2 separate regions of the Homo sapiens genome follow, and region 2 is linked to region 1. A link is a loop called in an ENCODE intact Hi-C map of the cell type or tissue named here. Cell type or tissue: endothelial cell of umbilical vein. All regions are shown on one strand. Each heading gives the region's core, and the rest is flanking DNA. Links, peaks and the distances in the headings are about the cores only. Region 1 overlaps DIS3L2 (DIS3 like 3'-5' exoribonuclease 2). Region 2 overlaps DIS3L2 (DIS3 like 3'-5' exoribonuclease 2).

Region 1 (8,328 bases), core at 158-8,157:
AGGGCTCTGCTTCCCTGAGCTACCACTCTGGAGGCCAAGCCCATCTTGTAGGGCAGCCTGGGTTGCAGAGGGCAGCCCTGTTTATCCAGGATTTTCAGATGCATTAAGAAAGCTCTCCTGGTACCTGGGATGCTGACTAGCAATCTGGGAGCTTCTTCACAGGTAGGTTAGGCCAAGCCCAGGCAGCCAAGCCCAGGCAGCCTTCAGGCCTCCCCTGGGTGAGAATTGTTGTTCCTGGTAGAGGCTGTAGCACCCAGAACTCTCTGGCCTCAGTCCAGCTGCCTCTGCCTGGGAGGAGGCCTTGCCCAACACCCCAGGAGGGCCCTGTGTGGTCCGCTGAGCTGTGCAGCCACCAAGATGGAGAGTAACTGTGCTGTCTGATTAATGGTGCTTATGCCTGTCCATTTACCAGTAAATCTTTGTGATACTCAAGCCCAGTTCCTCATGTGCCATGTTTGGCTGTTGTGGAAGTACTGTCAAATGGTCATTTGCAACAAAACAAAGAACTGGCTGCTAGTTTCACCAGGACATGCTTATACGTAGCATGCAGTCCAGGGTGTGTCCACTGTGTGCCAACCACACAGTGTCGTGTGCACCCCACATGGGAAGGCCAGTGTGGTAGGGTGCTGGGTGCTGTTGCCCTCTGCTTCTCTCAACCACCACAGTGTCTTGTGTGCCAACCACACAAGACACTGGGTGCTCCTTACTCGATACCATCTGCCCAGGAATGGCCCAGCCAGCCATGTGGGAGCAGACCACACCTCCCTGCTGGGTATGGAGGCCAGCAGTGCTAAGACTGGCAGTAGGAGTTCTGAGAAAGGAGTGGCCATGGCCACTGCACTCAAGGAACATGAAGGGAAGACCCCCGCCCTGTGTTGTATCTGGAATGCTCCTGGGGTTTCAGGGAGAGACGGTGGGGAGGTGGTGGGAAGAAGAGCCATTCTCCTTCTATCCATGATCTTTAGGGATTCCTCCTCATTCCAACAAGCATGACAAGATGGAACACAGAGGCTTGGTGAGGCGGCTCTCTGCTCTGCTCAGTTCTCCAGGGCTTGGCCAGGCCTCTTCCCTCTGGTTCTTGTCCCATGACTCTGTCCTGTCACCTTCTCACTTGCCTCCCCTGGGGTGGGTTGGGGCCTACAGGGTCCCACACTGACACTCCAGCCGGGAGAAGCAGAGGGCAACAGCACCCAGCACCCTGCCGCGCTGGCCTTCCCATGCGGGGTGCTCACAACACTGAGAGCCACTCCCTGCATCCTTTGTTCACCTCCCCCCTGGCCTTTGTCACCCCCTTGCAAATGCTGTCTTACATACCTGTCTTCCTCGATGGGCTGTGGGCTTCAAGGGAAGGAACTGGGCCCTTCTCTTGTGCTCAGTGCAGTACCTGGCACTAATAGGCGTCCAATAATGTTTGCTGGACAAGCAAACGAATGATGTTTACAACTGGGCCAGAGAACACTTGGCGAAACTGGTCCTCCAACCCACGAGGGTGTGGGCAGACTTCTCAGCGCCCTTCCATGAACTCTGAGGACTTTCCTAGGGGTCGTTTTCTAAGTTTGATGGTGGGAAAGGGCCCATGTGGCACAGAACACAATTCTGAATATAAGGGCTTCCTGAAGATTCTTGCAAGTTACCCTTGTTTGAGCCCAGCTTCCTGGGCACCCCGACCACTACTGGCCTCTGGCCTCTGGCCTCTGTGGAGGCCTGGCCTTGCAGGAGTGGGTTCTCCATTGTGGATCGGCAGCTTCACTTTATAACAGAGCCCAGAGGGCAGCAGCAACTTGCCAGTATTCTTGTATTGCTAAAGTCAGGGGGGAAAGGTAGGGCACTGTCAACCACACACAACCTGGGTAACCTTAGGCAGACTACTTAACCTCTCTAACTTCTTCTACCTACCTCGCAGGGTTATTCTAGTGAGGATTAAATGAGATAAACTTTGTTATCTTATTTAACATTATAAGCTCTGACCTATTGTTAACTATTCCATAAATATTAGTGTTATTATGAAAACCTTCTGCACTGAATTAAGGAGACAATTAATTCAGTGACAATTCAGAGACAATTAGAGGTGTAATTAAAAAATAGAAGAGGCTAGGAGTGGTGGCTCACACCTGTAATCCCAGCACTTTGGGAGGCTGAGGTGAGCAGATCCCTTGAGGCCAGGAATTCGAGACCAGGCTGGCCAACATAGTGAAACCCCATCTCTACTAAAAATACAAAAATTAGCCAGGCGTGGTGGAGGGCACCTGTAATCCCAGCTACCCGGGAGGCTGAGGCACATGAATCGCTTGAACCCGGCAAGCAGAGGTTACAGTGAGCAGAGATCGGGCCACTGTACTCCAGCCTGGGCAACAGAGTGAGACTCTGCCTACCTTCTACCTCCCCACCCCGCCAAAATAGAAGAATGTTAGGAACACAGAACATGAGAGGAAAAAAGAGCAAATACTGCATACTCCCAGGAGACATTTGTCCAGCATCTGCTGAACACCTCTGTGTTCCCAACACTGTGCAGGGGCTGGGATGAAGTGACTGTCCTTGCTCTTGGGCACAGGGAATCAGATCAACACACACTCACTCCCCTACCTCCCAACCCCTGTCCAAATCTTATTAGCATAAAAAGTGGCTTGTTTCCGCAGCACTTACTGCCTGGGCGAGGAAAGCCTTTCACACACATTCTCCACACTCTACCCACAAATGTGTTTCCCTTCCATTGCAAGGACTGTCCATGGGTCATGAAGCCAAGGGTAATAACCTGCCTCCCAGGGCACACAGCGAGGTACTGGTGGTTCTGAGGCTAATGCTGCCTTAAGGATGTGAGAGTTAAGCTCGATGACACTAACAGCTGGGAAATTCACCAGGAAAAAAGCCCAAAGGAATGAAAAGTTCCTTCCTCTTCAGGAACGGTACAATGAAAAATCACAACAATGGTTTCCTAGAAGATTTATGACACAAAAGATAGCGACCAGCTAACTGATCTTTTATCTACACCAAAGACTTAATGACAGGAAACAGATTTAGATTAAACTGGAGGGCTGTTAAACTAAAGAAGAACAATTCAATAATAAGCACAATATCTTGCTTACCTAAAACTTAATCACATTTGATCTTATGTCTTTGAAACATGAAGCAGAACCAGGAAATAGGCAGAAGCAGGGCCTGTGGGCAGCCAGCGCAGAGGTGGGGCCGGGAACCCAAGTGTGCCTCCTGGGAAGTCCTTCCTTCCCACCTCACTCAGAGCCTTTCCTCCCATTGAACAGAATCCTAACAGCTTGCCTCGGCTTCCTCACAGATTCCACGCTCCCCACAAAGCCTCATGCTTGGAGTGGCTGGAGAGGGTGCTACAGGTTCTCCGGACAGCCACGGAGAAGTGACAACTGGCCCTGACTGTAAAGGCAGAGACAAAGACAGGGCAGGGCCCCAGCAAAATCAGTGAAAATACACAGCATTGTGTGGACATCTAGTGTGGAGGCGAATGACACTGTGGAGTACAGGGGACCCCATTAAAGAACAGGACATAATCGTAAGGAACAAGGTTTTGGCGCCTGGAAGAATAAATCCTCTCTGTAGAATGACTCCTTCCTTCTTATTCTAGGTAGCACAAACATTAACAGATTTATAGAACAACAAAGGCTGTGCTGGAAGCTGATGAGCCGCTGCCCAGGAGGCTACTGTGAAGCCGCAGTGGCATGCCAGGGCTCGCGAACACACAGACACACCAATGCCAGGGCACTCAGGGAAGGGAGCTGCTGAGAGCGGGGTCCCCGACCCCAGGTGATGAGCCATGTCCTCTGCCATCTCTGCTACCCATTCATCACAGTCTACTCTCCAGTTTGGCACCTACCCCCTACTGGTAACCCGGGCTTGGAGGGTGGACCCTGGGTCTCACCTAGCTTTGGGGTAGGTGTGGGGTCACATGGGGTTGGCTTGGGGGTAGCCCAAAGTCAGTGGAATGATCTATGTTGTTCATCTCAGCCAGGCCTTGCTGTGTTGGGCTTTCAGAGCAGCTGCGGAAGTTGGCCACTTCCTCTTGCTTAATTCAGTGGGCATGAGCTGGGCGCTTGCTCTGAGTCACTCTACGAAATCTTTTCGCAGCTGTGTTCCGGCCATCAGAGAAGCATCCGCAGAACAGACAGCAAACATGTTCTTCTTCAATACGTGAAGCAGCCACTAGGCGATTTATAGCCATTGATAGCCTGTGCCTGTCATCAAGCACAGCAATTCCTTCAGGCTCTAGAGGCTTCCTGCCCAACCACCAAGAAAAAGCCACAAAGCCTCAGAGAGCTGGGAGTGGCAGTGAAGACAGATCAGAAACACTACCCCACAGATAGCACAGCCAAAAGCTAAGAGAGCCAAGCACATCTGGTTACCTGCCAGGCAGCCACAGAAGATGACAACCATGGGCACCTTTCTTCAGGCTCAAACCCAACATGCAGTCCTATGACCTGTTTCTTTTATGGGCTAACCTCCTTGAGAGTATATCTCAGACCTCTGTGGCCTGAGCCTGGGCTCTGGGCTTTCAGTACCGGAGTGAGGGTTTTTACAGCAGAGACATTTGCTACTTTAAGTACCTGAATATGCCCTGGGTCTGGGCCAGCACACCGGTATGGGGGTGGGGAGGGCTGGAGGCGCTCACCCCACTTGCCAGGAATTGAGTGTCCCTGTTCATCAAACAGGGACCTGGCCTGAATATCACAGTCTCTTCTAGAACTCCTTGAAGTCTTGGGAAGGGGCAAGCCTCCTTGGGTTTAAAGACCGCCTGGCAGTACTATCTGCTTAAAAAGCTTAGCATGAGGGACCAGAGAGCTGGCTTCCCCCTGGGGATGCAAACCTGTGGTTGGAGAAATACCCAGAGAGGCAGAGAGAGAAACGAGTCATTCCAGGACCTTCTGAGAAAGGTATGGATGTGGCAGGTACAGATATACGGAAAACAAAAATGGTCATTCTCACCGACCCTCTGTCACTGGTAAGAACACATCTTCATGTGCTATAAAGTAACTGGGAAAGAAAATCAAAGAGCTCCGAGTCATGCTGGATTGCTGCAGCGCCAGGAGGCTCCCCAGAATGGAGGGAGCTGCAGTCCATCGCAAAAACATGAAGAAAGCAAATGGCAACGTGACAGACAGGAAATCTTATTCAAGAAAGGGAAAGTGTTAGCTGCTTAATGTAACTCTATGTTAAATCGACAATGAAAACATTTACTCTTTAAGGTCTTTAAGAGTTTTGAAATATCTAGTTTTGAGAGTTCCTGGTGTTCTAGAATTTTCTGTCTCATAGGGAAATCTCTTGGGGCATCCATGGGTATTTGGGCTGCAAAAGGTGGAGTGTGAGAATAGTGAGGGGCATTCTCGGGCTAGGGAGCTCCCTTCAGCCCCAGGGCCCTGAGGCCTCCGGGGCCTGCTCGGTTTGGGTCTCGACCCTCTCTGTCCTCTTCATTCCTCCAAGTCTCAGCGAAAGGGATTCTGTGAACCCATGTAGGATGCATAACCCTCAAAATGGGACAGCTGAGACTCTACAGGGCTTAAAAATATAGGATCTACCTTGCAACCTGAGCAGCCCGCCCAGGAGGAAAGCCTTCAATCCTACCTCCCAGCACCAGACAACAGGCGACAGAATGACAGCACAGGCTGGAGAATGCCCTATACTGGGCCCAGTGGGTGCTGGGCCGGTGCTGAGGAGGGCTGCAGCCCTTTAGGGCCACAGGCAGGCCCAGAGGGCTCCTTTCCATGGCAATGGAAATCAGGGAAAGGTGGGATGGGGCAGGTGATAGTGTCATATGGTTTGGCTCTGTGTCCCCACCCAAATCTCATCTTGTAGCTCCCATAATTCCTATGTGTTGTGGGAGGGACGTGGTGGGAGATAACTGAATCACGGGGGCAGGTCTTTCTCATGCTGTTCTCATGATAGTGAATGGGTCTCACAAGATCTGATGGTTTTAAAAATGGGAGTTTCTCTGCACATGCCCTCTCTTGGCCTGCTGCCATCCTTGTAAGATGTGACTTGCTCCTCCTTGCCTTCTGCCATGATTGTGAGGACTCCCCAGCCAGGTGGAACTGTAAGTCCAACAAACCTCTTTCTTTTGTAAACTGCCCAGTCTCAGGTATGTCTTTATCAGTAGCATGAAAATGGACTAAAACACAGGGATATAAAGAGATTTGGGGTAGGAGGTTACTGGGGAAAGGAAAAGATGCTGCATATACCTGTGAGGCAATAATAGTTTAGCAACTTTTCTCTCGGTCATCTATGACAAAAGTGGTATTTTTACGACCTCGTGGGTTCACGTTCAATATTCTACCAAGGAATCAGGGAGCAGTAAAGAGAGCATGGGTTTTGAAGTCAGACAGATCTGTTTGAATCCTTGTTCAAATGTACAGCCATGAGATCCTTCTGTAAAATGGCCAAGGCAAAACCTCCTCACAAGGTTAAAATGAGGAGTAGCAGTCTTGTGATAAACATTAGTTCCTTTTCATTTAAATAAAAAATCAGATATCATTTTCCTAGCTCCTAGCTCATAAATCACCACTTAAAACTTAAAAAAAAGTTCCCAAATTGAAAACTCATCTTGGGGAAAAATAAAGTGTATACTAAAGAGAACACCAGTAAAAATTTTCATTTTCATAATCTAAGAGTGAGTTTGTGGTAAAAACTCTTCTGTTTGAGATCAGGAACAAGACATAAATGCCTATTATTATTATGTCCAGAAATACTGTACAGTGCAATAAGGCAAGAAAAATAAATACATGGCATGAGAATTGGAAAGGAAAAAGTAAAACTGTCATTATTTGCAGATGACATGATGAGGTACACTGGAAATAAAAAAGCATCTACACTGAACTGAAATATTGTTATGAAAAAAAATCTACAAATTATTTGAACCTAATAAATAAATTCAGGAAAGTAATTGATAACAAGGTCAACAAAAATAAACCATGTTTCCTTGTATTAGCAACAAAGAGAAAATTAAATTTACAAATACCATTTAAAATAGTACCACAAATCAAATACCTAGGAGTAAATCCAATGAAACATGAGCAAGATCTCTAACAGAAAATTATATTGAGAAAAATTAAAGAAGCTCTAAATAGAGGGAGGTACCATGTTTGTGAAGACTCATTATCATAAAAGTGTTGATTTTTCCCAAATTGACATATGGATTCAAAGCAATCTCAATATAAATCCTAGCAAGTTTGTGTGCATGTATGTGGCAACTGACAATCTGATTCTAAAATCTATATGGAAATGGAATGGGCCAAGAATAGCATAGGTGCTCTTTATAGAAAAAGTCCAAGTTGGAAAGTGTAGCTCTACTGGCTATCAAGATTTTTATACAAACATGAAGGTAGTGTGGTACTGGTACAAGAATAGATATATAAACCAGTGACACAGAATGGAGAGCAGAAACAGATCTGTGCATATGGGTACTTCATTTTTGACAAAGGTGGCAGTGCTAAGCTATGGGAAAGTATTTTCAAAAAATGATGCTGGGTCAACAGATACCCATATGAAAAAATAAACTTGCTGTACCATTTTCAAAAATCAATTCTAAGTAGATTCTTTTAGAATATAGACAAAGATTTCTTAAATGGTATACAAAAAGCATTTAACCATAATAAAAAAGATCGACATACTGAACTCCATTAAAATTAAGTACTTCTGTACGTTAAAATAACACCAGAGGCAGTAAAAAAGCAAACTACACAGTGGAAGATATTTGCAACATGTATAAGCAACAAAGAACTGATATCCAGAATATAGAGGACTATAAATCAAGAAGAAAAACAGAAAACCCAGTAGAAAAACAGGCAAGAAATTTGAAAAGGCACTCTACTGAATGGCCAATAAACAGATGAGCTCTCACACACTGCTTGTGAAATTACATATGATTTCAGCAATTTCATTCCTATTATATACTCAAAAGCAACACATGCATATGTGCACCAAAAGACATGTACAAGCAGATTTATAATAACCCCAAAATGGAAACAATACAAATGTTGACTGAACAAATGCAGATTGGATAAATTGATGAATGGACTATAGATGCAACAGCAAAGATGAATTCTCACAAATATAATGCTGAAAGAGAAAAGCTGGGCACAAAAGAGAATATAGTAAATAATTCCATTTATATGAAGTTCAAAGCCAGGCACAACCAATCTACAGTGTTAGAAGATAACAATGGTGGTATCCTTTTGGGAGGAGTGAGGGGCACATGGGAGGCTCCTGGAAGCTGTAATGTTCTATTTATTATTTATTTTTAAATAAAAATTTGTTAATTGTCGTTACACTGCCCGGGCTGGTGTCATACCCCTGGGCCCCAAGCAATCCTCC
Region 2 (8,328 bases), core at 255-8,254, 56 kb after region 1:
CCCAAAACAATGGGACCGCTGTTCTACAGTCTCCTCAGTTCTCTGCATCTTCAGATATTAATCTGGAATTTGTAAACAAATAACTCTTTTTTGGGAGATGAGGTATAAGAAGAAATACTTTTTTTCCAAGCCTTCGTATCAGATACTGGTCAGCTGCCTCCTAAATTTCCGTGTCTCCTATTCTTGCCTCCATTAAAGAACAGGTTTGAGTAGAGACCTGAGGTGAGGATCACAGACTGGACACAGCCTTACCAGGGAAGACCAGCTGGGGGTTTTGGTCAGAGCCACCCACACAGACCCACTCTTTGCCTTGGCTCATGTCATTAGGCCTCGTGTACCTGTGGAATCATACAAAATACAGAATATTTTGCATAATATCCTGTATTTGGAGAGTGAATGGGAGTTAGTTCCTGCCGGCCTCAGAGAACATGATTTTAGTGTGGTGCCTGGAGCAAAGAGAAGGAAGGAAGAGTCTAAGCCTGCCAAGCTGCGCTCATCCACGCTGGGTTCAGGCACGAGTCAAATCTGTTGGCTACACTAAAAAAACACGTACTGACCTGATCCAAACGAAGTGCGCCGTCCACAAAGCGCTGCTGGCGTAACTGCTTGGCAATTCCGTGGAGATTCAAGACGGCCTGGTGTACCTCCTCGCTGCTATGCTCTGGGGAAATGGGGGGCAGCTCTTTCGCAGGGATTTTCTCAGTTGGGCTTTCAATCATGCTCTGTGCATGCTCGTAGCTAAGTTTGGTGCAGGAGCGGATGATGGTCCGGCCAAACCATTCATCAAGGATCTGCAAAGATGGACAGATTACAAGGGAATTGTGAGGACAAATGTTTTTCAGGTTTTTCTTCCTTCAGCCATTCATCCATACACATTCAACAAAGATTTATTGAGCACTGACTGTGTGCTCGGAATGGTGGCAGGTTCAGGCTAGGCACCCAGATGAATCAGAGATGGAAGCTGCTGCCCTCAGGGAGCTTAGTCTCCACCTGGCGTGGAATTAATCCAATGGGCACTGGACACCTATGGACGGTCCCCAAGCACACCAGTGGCACAGGCAAGGCATGCTGGAGGCTTTTTCATTAGTTTCGGTGAGTGGGCATCAATGTCGACACTGAGAGTAGTAGAGGAGAGAGCTGCCAACAATGTGGCAGACAGGGACTCTGCAGGCTTGGGAACAGCTCGGATGTGGAGTGAGGGAGAAGGGGGAGGTGGGGCCACTGACAAAAAGAGTGAACACAGGTGGAGAAGCAAGATGAGGCTAGAAAGAGGAAACCCATTCCGACTTTTCCATTTGGGGCACATATGTAGAGACAGAAGTCTAGAACAGGCTTCTCAATCTTGGCACTGTTGGGCTGAATAATTCCTTGTTGGCCAGGGGGCTGAACTGTATATTATAAAATGTTCAGCAGTATCCCTGGCCTCTATCCACTGGATGTCAGGAGCACCTCTCCCTACCAAGTTGATAATCAAAAATGTCTCCAGACATGGCCAAATGTCTTCTAGGGGAAAGCTGGCCCAGGCTGAGAACCACTGGGCTTGAAGGAGATATACCCAAGTTTAGTGGTGGTGCCAGCCGAGCGGTGGGATTACCACTGAGGTGCATTTTATTATTTTCACTTTTCTGTATTTTGTATAATAAATATGTATTACTTTTAAAACAAAAAAAGGACATTAAAACATTTTGGGGACTCCTAGGTCTGAGGTTCAGGGAGAGATGTAGGTGAGGGGATCTGGCAGGCATTCGGATGTGGGCCTGGGCCGTTTGGAGGTGGAAGGGTCTATGGAAGAAAGGGCGGTTGGGGGAGGTGGGGCTGCTTGGCCTAACACCTCCTTCATGTTAAGGAGAGAAGAGAAGCCAGGGAATGAAAACAGTAGAAAAAACAAGAGAGCTGAGAGAGACAGGACAAAAACCAGGAGTGACCGATGTTAGGAAAAGCAGGAGAAAAGAGCTTTAAGAAAGGGGACTCAAAGACAACACAGGGCACTCAGAGAGCAATTGCTATGAGACAGGCATTGTTCACACTCTCCATATGGCAACTATTTAATTCTCATAACAATGCTATGAGGTAGGAATTTTGCTATCCTCTTCTTCAGTTGAGGAAACTAAGACATAGAGAAATTAAGGAATTTGCCCAAGGTTACACTGCTAGAGACTGGCAAAGCTGGGAACTGAACCCAGGCAGTCCAGCCCTAGAGTCTCTCTAAACCGCAAGTGTATGTCCAATGCCACTTGGATGTCAAGGAGGAGAAAACAAAGACAAGCTCCTGGCATTGAGCATTTGCTGGCTGGTGGTGTTTATGAAGGCTATTTTAGGAAAATATAGGACAGGGGCAGAGTCACACTGCAAAGGTTTAAGGCATGTACTGCAAATGGGTTCTGGAGACGCTGTGAGGAGGGCTCTAGCTCTTCTTACTCCCAGGGCAGCCAGAGCTTCGGCCTCCCATCAGCCTCATGCACACGTCCCCGGTGCTACTCAAACAGCAACATCTTCTGTGTGTGACATGACATGAAAAAACCTGGGAAGCACCAGGTTAAGGATAGGTGGGGGCATCGGAAGCGGAGGCAATGCAACCAGTGTGGATGACCACTTCCAAAAGAACAGGAGGGAAGGAGCGCTTTGGAATGAGCAGAACAGAGGGCTGTGTGGCAGTTGTAGGGTAAAGAAGAGAAACCAGCACTGAAGGAAGACTGAAGACACAAGAGAACAAAAGGGATCTTGGGCCAAATGGAGGCCATCCATCCTGGACAGAGGAAGCCCAGCCTGGTGGGGAGGAAGGAAGGAAGGAAAGGGCAGGAGACCCTGAAGGGAAGAAGAGGGAAGCTGAGAGCATGACTATCACAGAACCCCAATCTATGTAGTTGAGCATGAGGCAAAGTACAAAGGAGGCTAGGTGGAGTTTGAGGGCCTGAGGAGAATGGAAAAGCTCTGGATAAATGCGTGGAAGTGTATTTTCTGTGCAAGAAAAGGGAGGGAGCACCAGTCAAGAGTAGAACATTTTACCTTTTAACCTGGGCTTGCAGACATCCCCCTTGCCTTGCTCTTCACCAGCCAACCCTTCTGTTCACAAGCTCTCAGACAATGCTTTCCGAAAAAGCCAGTTGAAGAGTATGTAGGCATTCCCCATGGGGAAGGACTGAGCCCAGCCCAGGTGCTGTTCACACCACAAAGCCTCCAGGGAATACAGCTTCTGCCCTGAAAGGCTGGAGAGACCACTTTGGTACCTTCACCCTCCCTTAAAGGAAGAATCAATACTCTTGAAAAATGGCAGCCATGGGGTAGAGGAAAAGAATGGTGGCAACTACTCACATTTTTATCCAGAGCAAAGTCTTATAAGAATCTTGAATCTGTAATCACTGACTTTAACTTTTCTTTTAAAAAAATCCTGAAACTATTCTTTCCATATTATTCCAAGAACTACCACTATCCAAAGATATAAGGGATTCAAATAATCTCACAAATCTTCCACTGTGGCAAGCAGGTCTGAATTTGGCTCTCAGGAAGCATGTGTGTGCTGTGGGCAAAAGCAACTGTAGAGTCAATTCCAGGTACCACCTGACAGTCCCAGTGGGGAGTGCCATGTGCAGGTCTCCAGAAGAGTCTGAAGAGCCCCTTTTAGGCTCAGCCAGGCTTGTCCTCTTCGCACATCCACATTTCCTGAAGAGCTGCTCCAGCCTCCTCTGGAATGACAGGGCCATGACCTCTTCATTCTTGTGGTCTCAAGGGTTTCCCCTGGTGATTTAGCTTGCTTCCTTTTCTACATTTCATTCCAAACCCAGTCACTCCTCCTGTGCGTCTACATTGGGCTGTACAGTCTGCCTTCAGCATGCTCAGGGAACGTCAGTTTCAGTTCTATTCCACTGTTCTCTTTCACATTTCACAAGTGGTCTGGAGGTTCCCTCCAGCATCCAGCATTCAGGTCACAGGGTCTGCAGCCTCCCAGGGTCTGCGGTCTTTTTCCCTAGTGAATGCTCCAGCACAGGGCAACCACTGCACCCTGATCGGGCATTTGCTTTCACATAAGCCATGGGTCAAGAACTGCTTTCAAAATCTAGTGAATTTTGGCCAAGCACGGTGGCTCATGCCTGCAATCCCAGCACTTTGGGAAGTCAAGGCGGGTGGACTGCTTGATGTCAGGAGTTTGGCATCCTGGCCTGGCCAACACAATGGAACCCCGTTTCCACAAAAAAACAAAAACAAAAACAAAAATTAGCCGGGCATGGTAGTGCGCACCTGTAATCCCAACTACTCAGAAAGGTGAGGCATGAGAATTGCTTGAGTCTGGGAGGTGTTGGTTGCAGCGAGCCGAAGTTGCGCCACTGCACTCCAGCTTGGGCGACACAGTGAGACTCGGTCTCAAAAAAACAAAACAAACAGAAAAAAACTTAGTGAATGCTCCAGGCCCTCCTCCCTGAAATATTTATGCATAAAACGTAGCAGCAAGTTCCACGAGGTTCCCAGACACCCCTGTACCCTGCAGGCCCACGTCTCCTGGCTCTAAGCACATCTCTGTAGCTCCTTCTCACCCCTCTGATTGCTGGCCCTGACCAGGAGCCACTTGGAATCCTAAGGTATTCCTAAAATTGATTACCTGAGACTTGCCCAAAGCAGCAGCTTGTCACTCTTTACCAAAGCCTGCTCACCGCCTATGCTGGCATTGGCTACCAGTTCATTTGAGCTCCTTTTTTTTTTTCCTTAATGGGCACCTCTACTTTGTTTCCTTATCAGTCAAGATAGATAAGATGTCCCTTCCTAACAGCACATAGGAACACCACCAAATTGGAGACTGCAGTGCTGATGATCACTTTCCCATAGCTGTTTTGCTTCACTTCAGTCGTCTTCCTTAACGCCTGCAACCCTGAAAATCCATCCCAACCTTCTCTTTAAATACACGAAGGGCTGAGGTAGAAGCTTGAAGAGCCATCAGGAACTTCCTGCTCAGGCACAGGGACCTCTGGCAGCCGAATCTACTATGCCTTAACACAGTCCAGTGCTTCTGGGAGTCACACCTGACATGTACTAAAAAATGACTAGGCCAGGGAAAGAAGGCCTGAAACCATCTTCTGCAGACGCCAAGCAGAAAAGAAAGGAGTCTGTTGTCGTCTGACACAGAGAAAGGCAGCAAGAAAGCAAAGATCCAAATGGAGGGGGTCCTCGGAATAGCCAACCTCACAGTATGTAAGGCAGGCCTCTCTGTATGGAACACCTCATTACTTTCCAATTTGGAAACTGGATTCACATCAATGCCCAGTGCATAACCAAAGCCAGTGGCAGAAGACAAAAGGACAGAGTTTTTCACGGAAAAAGTAGAAACAGCAGGGAGAGCTTCAGAAACAAAACACTTCATAAAGAAGATCATGTCTTTCCTCTTTCCTTTTTTTTTTTTTTTTTTTTTTGAGACAGAGTCTCGCTCTGTCACTCTGTCACTCTGTCACCAGGTTGGAGTGCAGTGGCACGATCTGGGCTCACTGCAACCTCCGCCTCCCGGGTCCAAGTGATTCTCCTGCCTTAGCCTCCTGAGTAGCTGGGACTACAGGCACATGCCACCATGCCCGGCTCATTTTCTGTATTTTTAGTAGAGACGGGGTTTCACCATGTTGGCCAGGATGGTCTCTAACTCCAGACCTCGTGATCCGCCCGCTTTGGCCTCCCAAAGTGCTGGGATTACAGGCATGAGCCACCACACCTGGCCCCTCTTTTCTTTCTTAATCACAGGATTTGGGTCACTCTTCTGTAGGCAGGTGAGTTTACTGCACATACTCTGGAATACCACTGTTCAGAATGTCAAATTAAATACAGTGCCAACACTGACTGAAGGCGTATTACTGGGAAAAAACTACTGAAAAAGGAGTACATAATTATGTACTACAGCACTGTAATTCAAGGCCTACCTACTGTACTAAGTAAGACCGGAAGTAGTCTAACACTCGGAGTATTCTTAAACCTACTACTTCTAAAATCTCCTTAACACATCTGGGAGGAGTGCATTGTTCAGCCCATTTTACAGTTGAGAAAACAGGCCAGGAACTTGTCAAAAGTCATACAAACTCCTAAGTGGCGGCCAAGACCAGATCCAGTTAAAGACAGACCCAAAATCTAGTGTTACTTTTATTCCATTTCAGGTGAAGGTCATAAATTAGACAGAGGCAGATGATGAAGTAAAATAAACCAAGTATGTCTCAAACACACATCAACTTTCTATATTGATACAGAAGTATGACCACTTCCTTTGAAAATTATTCAGTTCCATTCAAATGTATCTTTAAATTTATCCTCTGAAAAATGTCAGCACTTCATTAAGATGTATCTCTGGCTGAAAAAACTGCAAGTGGGGTTAACTTATAATCTTAAATAATTAGGTACAAAATCACTTTTGCAGGAGCTCCGGGCTTCCGTATGCAAAATATTTTGTTCAAAAAAATATGAGGAAGAAAGAAACCTTTTCCTGACTGGAACAAAACCAGGCTGTTTGGAGTGACGGAGGGTGGGAGGGAGGTGGAGTGGATTTTGGCTGCTTCTTAGAGCTACGAAAACAGGGCAATCATCCTTAGTAGGGGCAGCCCGGCAGTGAGAAAAGTCAAAGGTGCCAAGAAGCAAGTGTCTGAAAAGGACTAGGCAGAGAGAGGACGGGCTGGAAGAGAGCAGAGAGAGGCAGGTCATGCCTGTGGTGGAAAGGACGCAAACTTGCTAGGGAAGGTCCTAGTAACTGCAGAGGACAGAGGCAGTGGGGTGGCTAGAGCAAACAAGAGGCTACTCCACAAGCCCCAGTCCTCACACTAGGGCCATCATCACTAAGCAAAGCTCAGGCTTCCCCTGAAAAAGGGAGAGACGAACACAGTAAGATTAAGGCATGAATATCTAGACTGAAGCACCATTGCACACAATCCACTTATACACCCAGCAGAATGCTCGCTTTCTCTTCACAGGTGGCTCACTGCAACTTCTGCCTCCTGGGTTCAAGCAATTCTCCTGCCTCAGCCTCCCAAGTAGCTGGGACTACAGGTGCCCACCACCATGCCTGGCTAATTTTTGTATTTTTAGTAGAGACAGGGTTTCACCATGTTGGCCAAGCTGGTCTTGAACTCCTGACCTCAGGTGATCTGCCCACCTCAGCCTCCCAAAGTGCTGAGATTAAAGGTATGAGCCACCATGCCCAGCCAAATATTTATTTATTTATTCATTCATTTATATTTTAGAAACAGGGTCTCGATCTGTTCTCAATCTGATCAAGTGATCCTCCTGCCTCAGCCTCCTAAGTAGCGGCAAGGCAGAGAGAAATTTTGATGTGGAAAGGGGGACCTCAGCAGTTGAAGTTGGCTAGCCTCTCTCGTTTCCAAGAAGGAGGAATGAAAGGTACTTGGGAGAATGATGGGTCTTAAAGGAAAGAGGAGTGGAAAGCAAGGTTGAGGTTGGAACCGAAGAAAAAAGGCTTGGAACCTAGTGACGAATAAAAGGATTCCCAAGTAGCACTGAAGGTTCAGCTGAGAAAGCCCCAACTGGTACACAACATAGTTCTACAATGTCCAATTCTCAGAATGGAATGAGTTAAGCAGGGAGGAAAAGATCTGCTCAGCTACAAGGAAGGGGCAGAGGCTTGAAGGATATGAGAAGATGGCAGGTGGGGAAACTCAACCTTGACTGATGTCAGGTCCCTGGAGCTGGGGAGGGGGCCTGCAGCACAGCAGAGAGCTCAGTTACACATAAAAGGCAGCTTCTCTCCTGTGAGCAGCAATGCTCCAGGACATGAGAGGAGATGCTGGTTGCAGGAAGACTCTGGAGTCTATGCATTTCCAGCACAGAAGACAGGCAGAAAAGAACAAGGAAAAAGTTACCATTGTAAGGGGGCGTTTTATCTTTTATTGTGAATGAGAGATTGGAAAGTTTTAATGGAGAGACAAGGCTTAAGATTCAGAAGGATCACTCTGACAGCTGTATGCAGAGGAGATGACGTGGGGCAAGAGCAGAGGCTGCAAGGACAGTCAGGAGGCCACTGTATCTGTCAAGGTGAGAGAGAATAGCTTGGACGCAGGTATTAGTGCCGGTAGTTAAGGAAGGGGGCTGATTCTGGAGGCATTCAGAAAGCAAAGCAGCGATGACACACTGGCAGACTGGATGCAGATGTAGCATGAGAGAAAGACCAAAGTCAAGAATGACCCCGTGGTTTTTGACCTAAGTAAATGGCTGAAATAGGCGACTTCCATAGTACACTCCAGGTCCTGACTAATCCTGTACAGCACACAGCAGGGATGTCACAGGAGACGCAAACTGAGGATAGCTAATCAATTGTGAGACCCTTCTTTTATTATTCTGATCTTTGGCCCTAAG

What was found. Hi-C counts contacts between places; a loop is a spot of excess contacts. Peaks named below come from ENCODE experiments on the same cell type or tissue, not always from the same donor. Only the 100,000 strongest peaks of a DNase experiment are listed, where the experiment ranks them.
Region 2: it touches region 1 in a loop (7-fold over the local background); 6 of 110 quality-filtered maps call a loop at or near these places.

Annotation. Positions count from the first base shown.
Region 1 is chr2:232,311,498-232,319,825 of GRCh38, reverse strand. All of the region lies in intron 14 of DIS3L2 (DIS3 like 3'-5' exoribonuclease 2), which reads right to left. Among named protein-coding and RNA genes, the nearest start is that of ALPP, 63 kb to the left of the region's middle. RefSeq lists an enhancer at 4,288-4,457. In endothelial cell of umbilical vein, for the core only: a CTCF peak has its summit at 4,176; DNase peaks (open chromatin) are centred at 3,045 and 4,075; H3K27ac peaks cover 2,564 bases.
Region 2 is chr2:232,255,670-232,263,997 of GRCh38, reverse strand. DIS3L2 (DIS3 like 3'-5' exoribonuclease 2) reads right to left here. Exons shown (of 21, transcript NM_152383.5): 13 at 558-791. Among named protein-coding and RNA genes, the nearest start is that of MIR562, 87 kb to the right of the region's middle. In endothelial cell of umbilical vein, for the core only: no CTCF peak of the experiment used is centred there; a DNase peak (open chromatin) is centred at 3,737; H3K27ac peaks cover 379 bases.